Linked DNA regions of Homo sapiens: region 2 is linked to region 1. Evidence: chromatin contacts called from ENCODE Hi-C data. All regions are on one chromosome and are shown on one strand. Each heading gives the region's core, a stretch centred on a gene start or an enhancer-like site at or near the end of the contact. The rest is flanking DNA. Distances are from core to core; before and after follow the strand shown. Region 1 holds the start of MCM3AP-AS1 (MCM3AP antisense RNA 1). Region 2 overlaps DIP2A (disco interacting protein 2 homolog A).

Region 1 (4,985 bases), core at 1,790-4,289:
CAATGGGTACAGTCTGCCAGCTAATAGGTTTGTTTTTCTACTAGGTCATAGTTGCCAGTGTTTGCAGGACTCTTGTGGGCCAGCTGCTCCAGAGGGATCCTCCCACTATCTCATGCTATCTGGCTAAGTGGGAGAAGTGAGCCTGGACCCACATGTGTAGACTTTAACTCAATCTGTCTGCTTTCAGTGGTCCTCAGCTATGCCTCATGCCTGAGGTAACACCTACTCTGATTCAACTACTGGAGACTTCCTCCACCCAAGTAGGAGAGGGGATCTATGGTCATACTGTTCCTCACAAAAATTTTCCACCAGTTATTCCAATTTCTGCACCTTCCTGGTATTTGCTGGCAGGAATGGTCTCTTGTTGGCTTCACCCACAAACGTAAGTCTCAACTTTCTCTAGCTAACTCAGTTATCACTTCTCCATCCATTCCCAGTCTCTATAATTTTGTTGACTTCTCTTGCTTACTAGTGTCTCCTCTCCCATTCTTTGTGGGGTTTTTTTGGTCTTTTATTACTTTATGTGAGTAGGGTTTGGGCAGGAAATGGAGGTTAATGTTTATGCTCAGTCTGCCATGTTTAACTGAAAATTTCTTTCAAAATTCTGCCATTAGGCTTTTCCCCCCATGTCTCTTTAGATAGCTCTTGTCAGTCACCAATACATTGTTTTGTTGCATCCAATAATAAATTCTGTCTTCATTTTGCAATCCCTTCAAAGCCTCAGCAAAGATCACCATGTCTTCACTTATATTATGACTTCATATTCCTCTGGTTTTCCTCCTCTCTCTGGCCATTCCTCTATACTGGAAAAGGTCGGTGCCCCAGGGCTCATTCTAGAACTTCTCTTTTTTATGTGCATTTCCTAATTCATCTTGTCCAATCTCATGATTTCAAATACTACCTGAAAGCAAATGACTCCCAAATTCCTATCTCTAGCATTATGTTCTCTCCTGAATGCCAGCCTACTCAATATTTCACTTGAATGTCTAATAAGCATCTCTAGTATAACTTGTCCCCACTTTAATCTGAATTTTCCAATCAAACTTTCCCTATTTTAGGCCAGGTGTGGTGGCTCATGCCTATAATCCCAACACTTTGGGAGGCTGAAGTGGGAGGATTCCTTGTGGCCAGGAGTTTGAGACCATCCTGGGCAACATAGCGAGACCCCGTGTCTCTACCAAACTTTAAAAAAATCAGCCAGGTGTGGTGGCACACGCCTGTAGTCCCAGCTATTCAGGAGGCTGAGCCCGGAAGATCACTTAGCCCTGGAATTTGAGGCTGCAGTGAGCTAATGATTGTGCCACTGCATTCCCACCTGGGTGACAGACTGAGATCCTGTCACTAAATAAATAAAAGACACCTCTATTTTAGTAAATGACCACCACCATATACCCAGTTGTTGAGGCCAAAATCCTCAGAGCCTTCTGTATCTGGCTTAATGAATAAGCTGGATGCAGTAGTATGTAAGCAGATAGGAACAGTGTTTTTTCTCATGACTGCCCCTAGAAGCTTAACTGTGTCAATTCTCAGACGTAGTTTACAGCTTTTTCTTTTCTTTCAGACATTAAAAAGAGCGGATTATTTTACTCATAAAAAGTCCAGTCCATTAAGATATCAAAACTCAAACTCTTATCCAGTTGAAACCTCTTCCCTCACCTAGCTTTGCCAGGTTCAGTGTGAGATTCCATCCAGGCTGAAGCCCCTTATCCCTATTCTTCATGTTTCTACATGGAGGAACTTACCTGGAGAAAAACTTCCAGCCTCTTTCTGCTTCCAGAGAAGTAGAGTGACTCATTTGATTGAATTTCAGAGAACAGATAGGGTGGAGTGTGCTCAGGCTCCTCTGGGTACTCTTTCTGGGGTCTGTGGGTTGACTGGAGGGGTGTCTTCTGGTGGGCACTCAATTGCATAGTGCTTGGTGAGGCAGTTTCATGGCCTAGAGGCTGGGGGATATGTTTGTCTGACTTAACGGGTGATTTAGTAGCTTGCCCTCTTGCTTGCAGATTTAAGCCTTGTCCTTCAAGCTAGGTTTTTAATTTGTGGCAAAGCTGATATTTTGATACCCACCCATCTTATTGCTGTGTCTTTTTCATCCGTTTCTGAACTGGGATAGGAAGAGGTGATTATCCTTGATTGTCTAAAACCCCGCTATTCCACTGTGGGGAAGGTGCCTGTGGGTATTCTTTTGTCCACTCTCTCTTCCAACTTTCTCCTCCGGCTTGCTGTGGCTCACCGCCCCTTCGAAGTTAGGCTGGGGGTAGGAATTGAGGAGTGGGTGCCGAAATGCTCACTAGGCTGGGGCAGTTGTAACTGGATGTCAGGGCTTCTGTGGGCCAGGTGAAGACATGCTGGGGTCTTCTGTGGGTCCTTGACCTGACTTACGGACCACTGGCTGCAGCCTCCAGACGTCAGCCATGTTTCCAACAGTCAGACGCCCCCTGCCCTGTTGCGCCCGGCTGTCCCTTCCAAGTTCGGTCACTCGCTCTGCCTCCATCTTCCTCTTCCCTCTGCTGCTAAGGCTTTTCACCTTTAATTTCTCCTGGGGCCACCCCCAACTCCAGCGACCCCGTGAGCAGCTGAGGCTCTACCGCGCTCGGTCCTGGCCAGCGACGCAGCCCTTCCCTGGCGGGGCTCCAGGGCTTCTGGCCCCTGTGGTCCGCCAGGTGTGGGGGCCCACGGCCTCACCGCGCCTACCCCACTCCCCCCGGCGAAGCTACGCGGCGCTCAGCTTCCCAGGGACGCCGGCGGCGCCCTCGGCTCCTCCGCTCCGCCCCGCCCTCCCCCTGGTCTCGCACTGGAGCCGACGGCCCGCGCCCACCTCACCTCAGGGCGGCCTCCCGCCCCCACCCCCGGCCCCGGCGTCCGGGCAAATCCTGCAGCGCGAGAGCAATTCCCTGCCACCCGACCTTCGCACTCGCTGTCGCTCGCTCGAGCCTCGCTCCCCACGTCCTTCCTTCCGACCCGCGGCTGGACCCTCCTCACAAATTTCTCAGAGAGGCTCACCTCAAAGCGCGGCGCACGAGGCCGGGCTCCCGGGACGCAAGCCTCTAGAGGGCGCGCGAGAGGCCCCGCCCCCGCCCTTCGGCCCCACCCACCAGCCCCGCCCCCACCCGCACCCACCAGGCCCCGCCCCCACCTCCCCACCCACCAGCCCCGCCCCCACCTCCCCACCCACCAGCCCCGCCCCTCATGCCCCGCCAATAAGGCCCCACCCGCCTCCCCCGTCCCGTCGCCTTCACCCACCATCCCCGCTCCCTCAGGCCCCGCCCCACGCCGCATGGGGCACCAAGCGCTCCACCACTGTGGTCGCCTGGCACACCCCGGGGTCACGCTCGCGGCGCTCTGATTGGTTGCGTGGGCGTCGGCCCACCTAAGCCTGAGCGCCTGCCGAGGCCTGCGCCTGCGTAGTGCGCGCGGGAGGGGCGGGAGGGGCGGGAGGGGCGGGAGGGGCGGGGCTGGGCGGCAGGTCCCGGGTGCGGACATCTGGCAGCTGGCAGTGGGCGGCGTAGAGCACTGCAGCAGCAATGACGGAGGGCACGTGAGTCCCCTCGCCCCGGGCTCCTGACGAATGCGGGGTGGTCCTAGGTGCTGAGGAGAGCGCGACTGGGGCAGTGGGCCGGCGGCCGGCGTTGGGGCGGGGCCTGGGTCGCTGATGGCCGGTGGTCCTCAGGTGTCTGCGGCGCCGAGGGGGCCCCTACAAGACCGAGCCCGCCACCGACCTCGGCCGCTGGCGACTCAACTGCGAGAGGGGCCGGCAGACGTGGACCTACCTGCAGGACGAGCGCGCCGGCCGCGAGCAGACCGGCCTGGAAGCCTACGCCCTGGGGCTGGACACCGTAAGTTGCTTCCGCGGAGCGTCAGCGAGCTCGGGACCCTGAGGGGTGAGCCGTGAGGAGCACGTTTTCTCTCAGAAAGGCGGGTGGGAGGACCCGGCCAGCGACGCCCATCCCCAAGGCGAGCGCCCACGGGAACTGCGTTCGCGGGCCCCTCCGCTTCAGCCCCTTCATCTCTAAACCACGCATAGGAGACTCCTAATGTTTTATTTTTTAGCACCTTATTTTGAGATAATTTTTGACTTATAGGAGAGTTGCAAAGATAGTTGTAACTTTGTTTTTATTCACAAAAAGTGTTTGGATCCACTGTCTTAGTTGTGTGCATTGTAAGAGATTTTGGTCGTCAGAGTCTGCAGTGTAAACAGGGTCTCCTGCCGAGCCCCGGCCACCGAGGGAAAGGCTGTGCCGCCCCTTGGGCCCTCTTTGAGAGGCCCGAGTCCCAGGCCCAGGTCGGCACCCGTGCCCCACCCTACAGTCTGGGTGCCTGGTTTATTCCAGACATCTTGGAGAAGTTGTGAAGAATACATGACTGGCAAATAAAGCAACGAAAATGTGCAGCTGTTCTTTTACTTTGCTGAGGTGTGATGCTCTCATCAAAGAGTTTCAGACTTTTGATGGAAACAGCTGAAACTTTTAAAGTAATTTACATTCACTGTTTTGACTTGGGCTGTATGTGAAGAGGGTTCCTCTGGCCGGGCAACAGTCCCGTCAGCTATCTCTTTTTTTTTTTTTCGATCTCTTTGCAGAAGAATTACTTTAAGGACTTGCCCAAAGCCCACACCGCCTTTGAGGGGGCTCTGAACGGGATGACATTTTACGTGGGGCTGCAGGCTGAGGATGGGCACTGGACGGGTGATTATGGTGGCCCACTTTTCCTCCTGCCAGGTAGGAGTATGCTGCCCCAGCCTGATGGTATGGCCACCCTGGATCACCCTTGGGATCCTGGCCCAGCCTGGTCTAGGGTTTTGATGAAGCAGGTGAAAATCCAGGGGCTCACAAGAAAAGGGCTGGCAAACTCTGCCCTATGTCAGAGTCGTCCTGCTATTGGTCTAGGGGATCAGCTAGCCTTGCCAGTGTAGGGTGACAGGCTCTCTGATAAGAGAAGCAAGTGGTTCTCTAGGGCTCTGTGTTGCCTTGAGGGAGGAGGAAGGT
Region 2 (4,985 bases), core at 624-3,123, 330 kb before region 1:
CCTGAACCCAGCAAGCCCCTGGCACCCAGTAAGCTAAACCTAGTGTTTACATCAAGCTACAGTGTGGCCATACTTGAGAATCCAGGACTGGGATCTGAGCTTCAAAGCTGGGAGGGGCCCTGATACACATCTGACCACAGACCAGCAAGCACACACTGTATGCACCACCATCGTTCATCAAGATGAAACTAAGTCAGATCCTATGACAGCATCAGGTAAGAAACGTTCTTGCCAGTAGATGGATAACTTGTCTTCTATCTGTCCCTATCCCTCTAAAAACCAAATGTCACATGGGTCATCGGGTAAGAAACGTTCTTGCCAGTAGATGGGTTACTTGTCTTCTCTCTGTCCCTGTCCCTCTAAAGAACCAAATGTCACAGGGGCCACTCTTATTCTTCCTGGTTGTGTGACAGATAAAGGGATGTTAACTGCAGCCCTGGGGACACGGGCGCACAGAGATAGACACTGAGCTCCCCTGGGAGGCACGCCCGGAGTGGGGCACACAGCTCTCCTCTTCCTCTTGGTGCAGATGGCCCAATGTAGCCAGCTGTCCTCTCATGTGCCCATCCAGGTGTCCCGGTAGGCCTGACTTGGCCCCGCCGTCCTCTAATGCCTGGGTCCCGGGGGTGCATAGTCAGTGCAGACCTGGTTTGCATCACTTTGCCACTGGGTATCCATGGGGCCCAGGCAGGCTGGGAGCATTACCTGTCATGGCGCAGTGCCCGCATGTCCACGTAGACGGTTGTGGGGTCCGGGCCAGCTGTGCCCTGGAAGGAGAGCAGCAGAGGAACTTCTGTTCAGGGGCCTCACTTAACATCTTGTTTCTACAGGTACAGCTGCATGGCAGCTCCTCCCTGGCCCCCGGGGACACCCAAGAAGGTAGCAGCTCTGCTCCCTGCAGTGAGTCCGCCTAGGGGTTCAAGGTCCCCCAGGCAGTCTGATGCTTTCCATCCAAACATCCACAGAGCTTGATAATATTGAGCGAAACACTCAATGACTCTGAAAACACCAAATCATGCCACTTTACATTTCAGTTCTAACAACTTTCTATTCCCACTGGTCTCTTGCTGTGATGAAAACACCATTAGGATTTGAGGGGCATTTCCACCATGCTGTCAGGCAGGGCCTTGCCTCTCACCAACCAGCCTAATTCTACCGGGGACTGCTCGCAGCCGAGACTCACTCAGGTGAGATGGATGGCAGCCTTCACCTTTCTACTCTCTTCCTTTCTGAATCTTACAGTTAACATTAATCCCGACTAAAGGACATTATGTGTCATTTTATTCAATAAGGAACATCAATTAAATGAGTACTCTGATCAACATCACCCTTAAAGATCCCAGACAACATAACCTGTGTCTGCACTGGAATTAAACACCTCTGCACTGGAACTAAACACAGCCCTTCCTCCCAAGGCAATGCTATGAGCATTAACATTTTTTGAAAATAGTTTTACTTTTAAATTTGGTTACAAGGGAGCTTTTGTAATATGTCAAGTAATATCCACTGTGAACAAAGTAAGACAGCAAAAGAAACATGTTTGTCTAGAATTCACGAGAAAGTCACATGAACTCATGGGAGGGGGAAGCACAGAGGCACCAACAAGGTCAAGGTCAAGGTCATACCTGCTCAGCCAGCTTTCCCAGCCTGTTGGGCTGACAGAGGCCAAGGAGGCAGCAGAGTGAGACAGGGAGGAGACAGCCACAGGAAACACACACAGAAGCAGCAGCCACATGAGAAACACAGGGAAAGAGAGAGCAAAACCCACCTCTGTATCTTAAAGAGCAAACGTGAACATCCCATTAACATCATTTCTGCAATCATGTGTGGCATCCATACCCTTCCGACGTCTAGCAAGGAGGCCCCAGGCTTGCAGACGCAGAGCCGCTAACACAAAGGCCGGCACCCACGCTCAGCCACAGCCTACACAGGAAGCGAGCTCACAAAAGGCTCCCGCCCGATCTCCTCTGCTGCGTGACAAGGGTCTGAGGCTTGAGTGGTCAGGGGTCTTTTTGTGGTGAAGAGGGTGTGAGCAGAGCCCCCGCCCTGCCCTGCGTGCACTGCCACTGTGATGGGGAGGCACAAGGCCAAGCAAACACTTTGGAAACAGAGACAGACCTGCACTCAGCCCTGCTCTGGCACGGACAGGTGCCATTTCCTTCCAGCTATTCTTGTACTATGTGGGTGAATAAGGCGTTCAATATGTAGGGTTATCTAAAAAGCCATTTGGTTTTAAGATGTTTTTAGAAAGAAATGAAATTGAGATACTAGTACAAAATCTGGGCAACAGCTGTAGCTATCTGAGGAAGCAATAAACAGAACTGCCGTGAGCTCTTCAATCTCTGAAACTTGGTGCTACCTATGTTTTTTTTTTTTTTTTTTTTTTTTTTTTGAGACAGGGTCTCGCTCTGTCACCCAGGCTGGAGTGCAGTGGTGAGATCTTGGCTCGCTGCAACCTCCTCTTGCCAGGTTCAAGCGATTCTTGTGCCTCAACCTCCCAAGTAGCCGGGACAACAGGCGCGCACCACCAGCCAGCTAATTTTTGTATTTTTAGTAGAGACGGGGTCTCATCATATTGTCCAGGCTGGTCTCGAATTCCTGACCTCAGGTAATCCGCCTGCCTCAGCCTCCCAAAGTGCTGGGATTATAGGCATGAGCCACCACTCCTGGCCTGAAACTTGGTGCTTCCTTTTAATAAGACATTTCATGGTTTCAGAAATGAATTTGAGTCAACACAAATTACCACATTTATTAATGTTTCAATTTAATATTGCTAGATATCTTAAAACAGTAAGTTCAATCTTGCTTTAAGAACTTAGCTGTGTTTTATATCTAACTTAGAGAGTCTTACAGTTATTAGTCACTGTTCAAAAACAATGTGTTTTTTTTCCAAATAAGCCTTTCTCCAACTAGAATAGAACATCTTTAAAAATAAAACCCTTGAAGCTAAAATGTTACATGGAAATGAGATATCAAAGGCCCAGAGAAGGAGAAATAGATCAGGCGGCTACAAAACGGCACATTAACAACTGGGAAACTGGGTCTCCATGCTGCCAACAGCCAGCTTTCGAGAACCGCAGCCCCAGGCACCTCACCTGGAGGCAGATGGCCACGTTGACCCTGCACCCGAACGTGGTGCTTACGGCGCGGGCCGGCAGGCCCAGGTCCTTGAAGAGCTTGGAGAAGGACTGGGTCAGCGCAATCCTGGGCCGCTCCTCGGCGACCACCATGCACGTGCGCACACATGACAGGTTCACCCCCTTCATCTGCGGGAGGGGTGAGCGGTCAGGCCACGGCCACAGCTCAGTGAGTTGCCAGGGCCCTGGGCACTGTTTTGGGAAATCTCCGGGTGGGCACACAGAGGTGGAGCTGGACACCAACCTCCTCTCCGCAGGCTGTGTCTGTTCCACAGAATCCTACGTGTGGATGCGCTAAACGATTCCCATCTGACCTGCATCCCACACCTGCCCTCCCACGCGGCCAGACTTCCACCCCGCTATCTCGCAGGGACCCTGCCCTACCCCCCACCCTCCTCTCCTGCGGGGTGTGGAGCTGCAGAGACAGGTGGGCCGTGGGAGGACAGATGTGTACATAGGGCCCCTAGTGGGAAAGGGTTTTCTCTACTTCCTCCAACTGCAGGGAGGGGCCTTGGGAGTCTTGTTTTGTTTTGTTGTTTTTAAACTTCCCAGGGCTGTGGTCTGCAGCACACTCAGAAGCCCGGGTCTGGGCACTCACCCTGAGGACACCCGTCTGTGCGCCTAGGCCCTTGGTGCACATCTCCATCACAGAGTAGGAGCAGAAGGTGACGCGGGCCTTGTACTGGCTGACGGCCGACAGCCACAGGGACACGTTGCTCTCCAGCTCCAGCGGGGGCACCAGCACTGATTGGTGTCCCGAGTAGACACTGCGAGAGGGAAGGCTCGTGAGGCTCCGCCCGCCCACCCAGCACCCTGGGCACTCCACTCTTCCCTTCCTCAAGAACACTTCTTTTCCAGCCACAACAGGGGCATGATTTCTGTTCTGACGCCAAGTGGGGGGGTTTGGTGGAAAACATGCCACAGGGTGAAGGTTGGGGGATGGCAGGCACGGGGTTCTGAGCTCTGCTCCGAACACTTGGAGAGGATCCGGGGACACCACTCCAGAGGCATTCACTTCTAGAGACGGATCGCCACTTTCTAGTGTTTGAAGGAATCAAGCAGATTCTTCCCAAGTACTGATAACGGACAGTGTATTTAATGAAAAATGTATTTTCACTCAATTTCAGACTCAGACTCCAACCCACTTCATCCCCAAACAAACCCACTCACACACATCTCATCGGCTTCCTGAGCACCCAGAAAAGGTGCCTTAGAAGGCCAAGGTTCCTAAGAGCCACACGAGCTGCTCCCACCTGGCAGGCAGCAGGGGCCCTGCACTCACCTGCACAGACACCACAGGGCAAAACCAAGGCCACAGTAGGGGTCGAGGCAGATGGCGATCTGCCGCGAGGGGTACAGCTCACACTGCAGCTTTATGGAGCGGCATAAGGCGCTTGTGGCCGCGTGCGACATCTTAAGAGTAAAATAAAGTTCAAAAAAAAAAAGTGAAATGAAATTCAGGAGGGGAGAGGGTGGATGGCAGTGTCCGCTGTTCACATGGCTAGACCATAGCTCCGAACTACCAAACATCATATTTATTTCCTTAAAAGACGGTTGGCTCAAATCCCCATATAACCTAAATAATACCCAAGAAATGGTACACTAAAAATCTTTGAAACAAAATTTCAGGGTAATGAATTTTTAAAATTTTTTTCTTTTTTTTTTTTTTGAGGCAGAGTCTTGCTCTGTCGCCCAGGCTGGAGTGCAATGGCACAATCTCGGCTCACTGCAACCTCTGCCTCCCGGGTTCAAGCAATTCTCCTGCCTCAGCCTCCTGAGTATCTGGGATTAGAGGCACCTGCCACCATGCCCAGCTAATTTTTTGTATTTTTAGTAGAGACGGGGTTT

The links. A loop is a pair of places that touch in the nucleus more often than their neighbours do. Pooled maps may share reads with other maps.
Region 2: a loop to region 1 is called in a map of naive thymus-derived CD4-positive, alpha-beta T cell, with 7 times the contacts of the local background. The contact joins the enhancer-like site here to the promoter of MCM3AP-AS1 in region 1. A Hi-C loop is called at or near these places in 1 of 168 maps with a recorded cell type or tissue (naive thymus-derived CD4-positive, alpha-beta T cell) and 7 of 50 pooled maps.

The regions. Positions count from the first base shown.
Region 1 is chr21:46,227,285-46,232,269 of GRCh38, reverse strand. It overlaps MCM3AP-AS1 (MCM3AP antisense RNA 1), which reads right to left and starts at 3,039. Exons shown (of 4, transcript NR_110565.1): 1 at 3,004-3,039; 2 at 1,743-1,943. It overlaps LSS (lanosterol synthase), which reads left to right and starts at 3,496. Exons shown (of 22, transcript NM_002340.6): 1 at 3,496-3,538; 2 at 3,671-3,836; 3 at 4,580-4,718. The coding sequence starts at 3,525. RefSeq lists silencers at 2,692-3,131, 3,192-3,451, 3,462-3,631, 3,692-3,741 and enhancers at 3,161-3,455, 4,172-4,241.
Region 2 is chr21:46,556,504-46,561,488 of GRCh38, reverse strand. It overlaps DIP2A (disco interacting protein 2 homolog A), which reads right to left. Exons shown (of 38, transcript NM_015151.4): 30 at 4,420-4,550; 31 at 3,736-3,904; 32 at 3,096-3,266; 33 at 706-767. Among named protein-coding and RNA genes, the nearest start is that of S100B, 46 kb to the left of the region's middle. Within about 2 kb of position 1,873, at least 14 of the 41 ENCODE cell types and tissues checked have a DNase peak (open chromatin) inside an H3K27ac peak, as active enhancers do.